Linked DNA regions of Homo sapiens: region 2 is linked to region 1. Evidence: chromatin loops called from intact Hi-C (ENCODE). Cell type or tissue: B cell. All regions are shown on one strand.

What was found. Peaks named below come from ENCODE experiments on the same cell type or tissue, not always from the same donor. Only the 100,000 strongest peaks of a DNase experiment are listed, where the experiment ranks them.
Region 2: it touches region 1 in a loop (5-fold over the local background); 1 of 110 quality-filtered maps calls a loop at or near these places.

Annotation. Positions count from the first base shown.
Region 1 is chr5:124,054,848-124,059,847 of GRCh38, forward strand. It overlaps LINC01170 (long intergenic non-protein coding RNA 1170), which reads right to left. Exons shown (of 6, transcript NR_125774.1): 6 at 4,947-5,000. Among named protein-coding and RNA genes, the nearest start is that of LINC01170, 380 kb to the right of the region's middle. RefSeq lists an enhancer at 1,865-2,054. In B cell, no CTCF peak of the experiment used is centred here; DNase peaks (open chromatin) are centred at 1,834 and 2,594; H3K4me3 peaks cover 2,139 bases; H3K27ac peaks cover 2,463 bases.
Region 2 is chr5:124,704,924-124,709,923 of GRCh38, forward strand. The region is part of intron 2 of ZNF608 (zinc finger protein 608); the gene reads right to left. Among named protein-coding and RNA genes, the nearest start is that of ZNF608, 39 kb to the right of the region's middle. RefSeq lists an enhancer at 4,171-4,910. In B cell, no CTCF peak of the experiment used is centred here; DNase peaks (open chromatin) are centred at 108, 1,338 and 2,818; H3K4me3 peaks cover 3,207 bases; H3K27ac peaks cover 2,845 bases.

The sequences.
Region 1 (5,000 bases):
AAACTATAAAAGAAGTTTTGGAAAGACAATAGAAAAGAAGAAGGTTTGGTAGGTTTGGAAAATTCTTTTTCTTCTAATGCACTATAAAATGTGAAGCAGAAACACAATAGCTTAATGAGTTTCCATCTCTGTACTGTGACAAATCTACAATTTGGCCATTGTAAAAGTAATGATGTGTTTCATTAATTTCATACGTTCTTTTAATAGAGTATTTGGAGGAAAGACATTTTTGCTTTAGAAATTAGAGCAAAGAAAAGCGGATAAAAGCTTCAAGTTGGTGTTCAGTACTTCCTGGAATACATTAATAACATTCATCCGCCTTTTCAAACACACAGACAAATCTCAAAGTGATGCTTTGTCTTCTCAGTCATAATTCTAATAATAATGGAAGATGAGACATCCTTACCTCCTAGTCTCTCCCCACAATCCCCACTCCCTGGCTTGCACATGCACACAAATAATGCACTTTTTACTAGTACATTTGCATCTGGAAGTTCACATTCTATAACCTCCATCAATACATGTGGATACTCCAGGGCACATCCTCTGTGCCATTTCCAAATGCCCTATGGGGCTCACTCTTCAGACACAAGTCACATAATCTATGTAGTTCCACCTGCCTTTTCACAGATATCCTCATAGTGTGCTTTCTTAGGCTGGGATCCCCCAGGATCTGACTCCAGATAAGGATTTTAATACAAGTGCTTTATTTGTGAGGGGATCCAAGTAGCACCAGTAGTGGGATGAGGAAATGAGAGAGGGAAGGTAAAGAAGCCGCTAAACGGTGCCCTACTGAGCCAGTTATCATGGTGGGCAATGGGGGCATAACCCCACTGGGGACTGTTGAGAGCCAGTGTAAAACATATCTCAGAGTTCTCACCACTGGGGTATATATCCACCAACTCCCATGTGCCATTGGCTGCTCTCTGGGGGAATGAAATCCCAGTGCTTCCAGCCTGCACTCTTTGTAAGTCAATGGAAGCTGTTAGGAGGAAAGCCAAAAAGTCTTGCAGTAGGGCCCCATCTGTACGTGTGGGACAAGTGAGAGCTGAGAGGGTGAGAGTGAGCAAATGTGGCTGCTGATGGTGCCATAAGACTCCTTTATACCTCAGTTGTCCAAATGCTACTGTCCACAAACCATATGGCAGGTTTTCAAACCAGTCACAGAAACACATTCATCTGCCACACTTCTTCCTTGCATTCAGAAGCTTGACAGTGATGAGTTTTACTTGACTATGTCTTTAGAAACAACTCTGGGCTTGTTCTGTAACCCTAACAGAGGCAGCTGGAATTTACAAACCCACTGTGAAATGTGATGGGCTCAGTGTGTTTCTTCTCCAGCAGTGTCTTACTTCTCTTAGTGAAATTTCTGTCCCAATCTTGTGAATAGAAAAGCGAGGCTGGGGGTTTGGGGATGGAGTGGGAGGAAGGAAAATCTACATCATAGAGAAGGTTTACATATAGAAAAACACAGCATAGTGGGGTAGATCTCAAAGTCTATTGCAGTTTTCTGAAGGGCAGAAGGTGGGTTTTTTGTTGTTGTCTATCATTTTCCTTAGAATTACCAAGGGTAAATTAAGTGCTGCTCTAGAAGCCCTGTCATGGCCAACAACTCGGCAATGGACTGTTGAGGTCTTGAGGTTTCTGCAGAGGTATTTTCAGTTGGTGGGGCTCCAGCACTTTCTTGTTCCGCAGTTCTAAGCCTATTTGCATGAAGCATTCTTCAGGTTAACTGCTCAACTCTCACCTTCATGAATCTGGCATATGAGCAATTATCTCTCTCCAAGGACCGGCATTTGTTGGTCTGATTTTCTCGTTCATAGAGTGATGAGATTTCTGCTTGACGTCCTAGTGCCCCTGAGCCTGGCAGGACATGAGTGGTACTCCTGGGCAACCACAGCACTGTTCCAGATAAGAGCAGTTCTCACTCTGAGGACCCTCAAGTCTTCCATGAACTCAGGTCCTTAAAGACACAAGAACAAATACCTAAACGGGAACTGCGCCGAGACGTGTGTATGTGTGTACATGTGGGTACCTTATGTGGAAGCACACACATGTACATGTGCGCAGGAGCTGAAGGGAGCATGATAATTCCCTACGATGCCATGAATAAGAGAACAGCTGTTTATCTCAGATATTAAAAGAATGTCAATTGGGTTGAGTTTTCTTTTGGCACAAGAATAAGGAATGCTTAAGTTTCCCACTTGCATTTAATTTATTTTTAGGTTTATTCACCACCATTTGTCAGGTTTCTTGAGCGTGACCTGAAACTGACCTTTAGATAAACGTGAAGGCAAACAGAGCCCTGAAACTCTATCTGTATGTTCTTTTGTCTTGGGAACTGTAAATCGGGGCATTAGGTGAATAACACAGCTTGGCTTTGTGTCATGAAAAGTAATTCGGGCTGTGGTAAGGGCAGGATTTATGAAGCTGTCTGGCTAGACTTGGGCAAAATGCCAGCTTACACCTGCCTTGCAGATATGGATGTGTGCAGTTGTCACCTTGCTGAAGCAGCCAAATTCCTTTCACTGGATAGAGGCATTGCTCTGCCACCAAAGCTGGGAGCGGGTAGGGAGGCACTGGTGGGGGCACCTGCTGTGGAGGAGCGAAACAGTCTTTAGGAAACAGACAGCATAGACTTCCCTTTTTGAACTTCCCTTTTCTAACTCCCAGGCAAAACTCTCTTTAAAAAAAAATGTAATTACTATTTCCAAAACATTGTAAGTAATCTTGTGGGGTTGGCAAGAAAATGAAAGTAAATCAATTTGCAAAGCTTTACAGCTTTTTTTTTTTTTTTTTAATGAGAGATTGTGTCATAGCTAAGGTGGCTATATAATTTATCATCCAAACAGGGACACTTTTCAAAGTGAAAAAGGGAGGGCTGTAATTAATTCAGCCAGGACAACAGGCATAAATTGGGGCTGTCTGAGGCAAACCAGGATGGACGAGGACCCTAGTCATGAAAATTTACACTGCCACACAATGAACCCACCAAAGGACTGTTGTGTTACAAGGATGCTTCTCTAAGAAGTGACAGAAATTACACTGTCTCGTTGATGGTGCTGGACTCCCTCCACAAAGCAGATGGCCAAATTGTCATGATGCCAAATCACACTGCAGAATTTCTGTAGTAAAATCGTCATGCGCCCTTTTTCTCAGTGCCTTCCCCATCTCAGAAAAGTGCAAAAGCTCAGCAAATCCTTGCTTTTCCTGAGAATGGCCATCAGATAATATACAAAGCCTGGTCAGCATCTGATTAATTAGGATAAAGGCACAAGGGAGAATGTACAGTGTATGGGGAATAGCACTGATCTTTTTTATCTCAATGCTAATGAACTTTGACATGAACTTCCCCTTCTCCAGCAAAGTCATTTCTTAGAGTTTTCAGCTTTCTCCCCACTTTCTCATACTTTATAGCTTCACTGGTGTATTCATTTCATATGGATGCCATAACAAATAATAAAAAAATTTGGTGTCTAAAAACGAGAAATTATTTTCTCATAACACTGGGAGCCAGAAGTCTGAAATCAAGACGTCAGCAGGACTATGCTCCCTCCAAAGACTTTAGGGGAGAATTCTTCCTTACCTCTCCCAATTTGTGGTGGCTCCTGGTGTTCTTTGGCTTGTGGCAACATAACTGCAAACTCTGCCCCTCTTTCCACATGGCCTTCTTCTTGGGTCTCTGTGTCCTTTCCTCTTTTATAAGGATACCTGTCATTGAACTTTGTGCCCACCTTATATCTGGGATAATTTCGTCTTGAGATTTTTAAATAACTACATCTGCAAAGATCTTATTTCCAAATAACATTCTGAGATTCTGGTTTGACACAGATTTGGGGGGGAACATTGTTCAACTCACTACAATTAGTAAATGACAAACAAATAAATTTCTAAAAAGTAGTCCTTAAACTCCTGGCGACCCCTAGCCCCCATCCAGGTAATTGACTGCATGTGTTGTGAAACCCAGTGCCTCTACATTGCTTCTCTTGCTGTGCGGTTCACATGACAGTCCAGAGGAGGAGGCTACCCACAGAGAATGTATAACTTGAACTCAGCCTTAATAGAAGCTTAATAGAAGTTTGGATAAATTGTGAGAAGGGAGAGGGCATTTGAGTTGAAATTTTAAATCTCTCTTTTAAGCGTCAGCCATAGTGATAACCAAAATGTCTCTTCCTTCTGTAAGAGCCTAAAATTCAACTCAAGCAGGCTTATGCAAAAATGGGCTAATGTATCAGCGATAGTAACGGAAAAGTCCAAGTCTAGGCCCAAGAATCACTGGATGTTGCTCCTGTAAGAGTGCTTTCAGAAATACACTAGTCTCTTCTTGACTTGGGCTTCCTCTGTTTTGACATAATTCCTTGAGAAATGGTCCCAAGCAGCTCCATACTAACAGGCTCTCACATTAGTAAATCCAACAGAAATTTCATGTTTCTTTCCCAGCAGTTCCAGAAAAAGTGGATGTTAAATGGCTGTGATGGTCACACGTTCTCTCCTGAGTAATCATTCTGTCAGGGGCTACTGTACTCCTCCTTCCAGGTCTGAGTCACCTGCCCTACTTAGAGCCATGGGGTGGAGTCAGCCATACCCAAATCATGTGGACTAAGCATGAGAAGAGTGAGGGAGGATTCACTTATTCTAGGAAAGCCATTGTGATGTTAGAGGGGAAGGAGAAATAAATGTAGGCAAACAAAAATAACGGCTGTCCACTCCCCTCACTCTGACAACTTTTACAACCACTTCAGACACTATCGGGAGAATTTCTATTCAGCTGTAAGAGCTGTGTCTGTCCCCAGATAATCCACAAAAATACAAAATGTCTGCTTTGGCACCACAGGTACCACAGATATGTTTTATTTACGCATGGTACCTTAGACCCTATTTTCAGGCAACTAGATGGAAGGTATATCAATCTGCTAGTACTGCCATAAAAAAAATCACAGACTGGGTGGCTTCAACAACAGAAATTTATTTCCTCACAGTTCTGGAGCTACAAGTCCAAG
Region 2 (5,000 bases), 650 kb after region 1:
CAGGAGTTCAACATACACTGGGAAACAGAAGAAGGGTGGAAGGGAAGTAATTCAAAGAGTGTGGCCAATTCTTTCTGCTAGGTAAGAATTTCCCCCCAAAAGGTTTCAGTTCTCTTGTGTATCTCAGTGTCAAACGTGAAGTCACATGTATCATATGTAAAGGAGGATTTTAAAGCATTTTCAGTAGTTATTTTTGCCTTATACAAAAGATCAACTCCACTGCACCCTGGTTTCTCAGGTCAGTGATCCATACACTGAACCATAATTTCTTCAGCCAATGAAGGTCATTAAGGCAGAGGGTGGCAACAGTTTCCACAAGGACTCCCTCCAGTGAGGAGGCAGCATACCAGGACTTGAACCTCTGGTTCTGTTAGCAGACAGAATTGGGTTCAAATGCTGACCCTGTCAGTACTTGCTGTGTGGAACCCTGAGCAAGTTACCGCGCTTCTCTTCTCTAAGACTCAGTGTCTAGTTCTAAGAAATGGGAGTAATAATAACAATTACCCCCACAAGCGTTGCAGTGAAGACTCAGTGAGATAATCCGTGCAAAGTGAATGCTCAGCATAGTGCTTAGGTCAGTAAACACTGGCTTAAAAGTCCCTGGTCTGATATTATAGTTCCCTAACCCTGCACCCAACCTTCCAAAGCTCCTTTTTATATCCTACTATATTTAACATAAATCTATAATCCCCTCCAAATGCATGGTTAAGTGCAATTAAAGTATGTTAAAAATACAAGAAAGGGGGCTTAACCTTGAGAAGCTCAGCCTGGGGAAATACTGCTTCTTTCATACACTGACATCTGGCAGCAGTCAACTGGCTTAACCCACCTCCATTTTACAATTTTATGGCAATGATGGGATCACCATGAAGGCCCTGATGAGTCCCGTACTACTACAGAATCTCCTCCTCCTAATCTCTAGTTGCAGCTTTTTCTCATGCACTGCTGCCCTAACAGTCAGCTCACCTCAACTCTTATCACACATCCACCCAATAATTACTACACACCTGCCATTTGCCAGGCACCGTGCAACCTGCTAGAACAAGAGTGGCCCAAACAGACCAGGTCCCTGCCCTTCTGGACTGACTGTGTAGTGGGCAAGACTGTGACACTGGTCAGATAATCATACAAATATAGCAAAATTACAAGGATAATTGTAGAACTACAACCAAAGGAACTTTCATGGTGGCCTGAGAGCAAAAAGTAGCGTGTTAATGGAAGACAGGGTGGGGCAGGGATCTGTCTTCACTGGGGGTTGGAATCCAGCTCTACTGTTAGCTACAAAACCTTAAGCAAGTAGTTTGATCGCTCTGGGGAATCAGTGCCTTCATCTGTAAAACGGAAATAACATCTGGCTCATGTGACTACTACAGAAGATCATACAAATAACTTTAGCTCAGGGCCTGGTAGAAGGTAGCACTCAATAAACAGGGGCTATTGCTATTGTCAATATTAGTATCATTATTACAAATATATCTGAGACCTGAAATCGATAGGTGGTTTGGCCCTATGGGACCAAATGCTAGTATTTGCTACATTCAAAGGCAATTCACAAGAGGCAACAACAAATCCCTTTCTGAGGGGAGAAACACTAATATAGTTCTAATCAGATATTCCTCATTTAAAAATCAGTGGGGGATTATTAGTCTAATAATACTAACAACTGGAATAAAATATCAGAATAGAGAACTGGCCTGTTTTAGCAATGGTTTCTTTGTCAAAGCTCTTTTCTGTCATCTTGATAGGACACTGATGTAACCTATTAGAACCCAAAAAAAGAGGAAAGCAGGAAAGCAGCCATCTCCACTGGAAAAAAAAGACCCATAAGTCTAACAGCTGGTGGTGGCAGCCTGTCAAACCGAGGAAAGTTAATGTCAAGAACAGACGCGCGGCAGTCTCTCACTGTTATTTTTGCATGATTATTCCCAGGTGTTAGTGCATGCTGAGCAGTAGCCTGGCTATTTATCACGCGAGAGAGCCTAAGAGCATGGGAGGGGGAGCAGGGAGGCTGAAGGGAGGCAGGGAAGAAAAGGTTATTTACACAGAGAGCGGCACTTAGTGTGTGTAATCAGAGGGCTGGGTTGGGGGCGGGCAATCTGCAGGGAAACCCTGGCAATATTTTCTCCGTTCACCTTCTTTCAAGGGCTTCCTGAGTGCTGATGGGCAAGGAAGGATCCAAAGCTGGAGTGTTGGTGGGGACAGCTTTTCATCACTGGGGCATTTCACTGTGTTGGTCAGTGATGCTTTCAGTACCAGGAAACCGACAGCCAGTGAGGATAGGTGGCCAGGGTAGGGCTGGAGAGTGCTCCCTCGAGCACTCCTGCTCCACCCAGACCCAACAAAGAGACATTCAGGTGGCTCTGCTGCCAGGTAGAAGGAGAAGGCGAAACCCAGGACTGCCGAGAAGCAAGCCTCCAGAAGGCAGAGAGATTCCCTCCTTTACCTGGGATCAGGTCTAAACCCTGACAGGGAAGCTTGCCACAGCTTTCTCACGTCTATTGCCAAAAATATCCACACCGATCCTGCTATTAACCCCTCAATCCCGGGATCACCAACAACCAGAGGGGGAATGGTGTTTTACTTTGCTCAGAGCCAATATTGTTATAGTCTATGAGAATGCTGGGGCACGATTACTTAATGTTCACGTTTTCTCCATATCCTGGTATTGGGCTGTTTTATGAGATTGCCCATAGTCACCTCTTCATTTAAAAAGCATTAGAAAGAGACTCCACTACTACGTAGGGGAAATCACAGCTCTTTAGAGGCGACCACTGCTGCAGTCTCTTACTTTGCATTTTAACCACCCTTTTTCTGCCTGACGTCACTGCTTCTTTAGCAAAGCAGGGGAAGCTTTAAAAACCATTTCCTTAAATTAGGCACTGATCTTTTCTCCAGAACTAATCATTGAGGCTGAATTTCCATCCCTAAAGGACAAACCTGTAACAACTGAATTTTGGTCACTTCTAATTCTGCCTTTTCGTAAATGTGATGGAGACAACTCTTCCTTTCAGAACCATGATCAAAGCAATTTACGCTTTGCAGCTTGCTGAGAAAACAACATGGGCAAATTCTCACAAAGGGTCTAAGGTACCAGACTTTTTCCGCCTCCTTTAATTCTCACAACATTCCTGTTTTATAGAAGCAGAAACTGAAGATCTCAGAGGATGGGCCACTTTATCTAAGGAGCTGAAATTCAAGACCAAAGCTCTCTGATCTTAAAGTCCATGGGCTTTCTCATAAAAATAGTAACATCAGCAGCTACTTTTTAACACATACAACATAGAGGAATTATAACTGTCTTACCACATATAGTGTAGGAGGGATTATACTGTGCATTCTCTCTTTTGATCTTTACAAAATTGTTAAGGGAAGTATTTTACAGATGAGGAAAAGGAAACGTGGGAAAAGTTAAGTAACTTAAAAGGTCACTCAGGGTCGGTGGCTGAGCCAGAATTTGACCCCACATTGGTCTAACATCAAACGCAAACCCTTCTAAATGTAAAATAGAAGATGAGATGGAAAGAAATCTTTCTCCATGGGTAATTTCTGGCCCTTTTCTGTATGTTGGAAGCAATATACCTGAATCACCCTTTATTACCCATAGTTCAGAATAGTGAATCTCAGGCTTGCAAGCAAATAATACAATCCCTTCAGAAACCTCACTTTAAAACCTTACTGAAACCAAAGCTCAGCTTTTGTTTTATTGTTGTTGTTTTAAATCATCCAATTCTAAAACTACCGTTATGCACAGACTGGGAATTATATTGCCATTTCCACTTTCTCATTATCAGGTATGAAGACCAACCCTGCCCTCAAGTGCTGTTCAGGCTTAGCAGCTGATCTGGTAGGACTTGGCCTGGGGATGGACCAGGGCTCTGGCCCCAAGGCCAGTGGGGCCAAGACGGATGCTTCCACCTCCAGCCAGAACCCCCACCATGCCAAAATTCCAGAATGCCAAAAATCCAAGGCCCGGTGCAGTGGCTCACGCCTGTAATCCCAGCACTTTGGGAGGCCAAGGCGGGTAGATCACCTGTGGTCAGGAGTTCAAGACCAGCCTGACCAACATGGAAAAACCCAGTCTCTACTAAAAATACAAAAATTAGCTGGGCGTGGTAGCGGCTCCTGTAATCCCAGCTACTCGGGAGGCTGAGGCAGGAGAATTGCTTGAACCCAGGAGGCGGAGATTGCAGTGGGCCGAGACTGCACCATTGCCCTCCAGCCTGGGCAACAGAGAGAGACTCTGTCTCAAAAAAAAAAAAAAAAAAAAAAAAAAAATCTGGGTTCTGCATGGTACTGCTTTGGGGTGGAGAGGAAAGGGGGTCACTGACTCTTCGTGTCTGACTGCCAGAAGGATCCCTATATGCAGGTCACAAAGCAAGAGAATGTACACAGCTACATGTGTAAAATACGCTTTAAACAGCAGTGACTATTTTTAACTTCATTCTCTAGCCATGACAGTTTTCAAAGCAAAACAGAAGGTACTGAGTATGTAAAGATGGAATATAATTAAACTACTCTACTCAATGTCTTAAATTTCTTTTGTTATGAAGCCAAATTAAATTCCTCCCTCAAAGGCCTTGAACTGTGTAGAGTTCCATAGCTAAGCGATATTGGTGGAGGCGGAGCAGACACAGGGACTCTTTTCTACCACACCACATCAGTTGTCACATACTTAGCCTCAGTTGTGTTCTTTGAAAACCTGTCCTACTGCTGAGCCACAGATACTTAATCTGTTTCAAAAGTGCCGCTGACATCTTTCACTGCTCAGAGAGCTGTGTGTGCTTTAAATAGTGGCAGTAAATGATCAGTGTTTTCATATCTTGTTCATAAGAGTTCTCTGATTTCCTCTCATCCCATTTCCAAAGACACTTAAAGCACAAAAATAAGCCACAAAGAAAGGAGACCATCGTAAAGGCACTAAAAAAGCCTGTGTTCTTGGATTAATCCTTTGCACAAGGCCCTTTGTACAAAGCTGAATTCCTGAAAAGTTCCATGCAAAT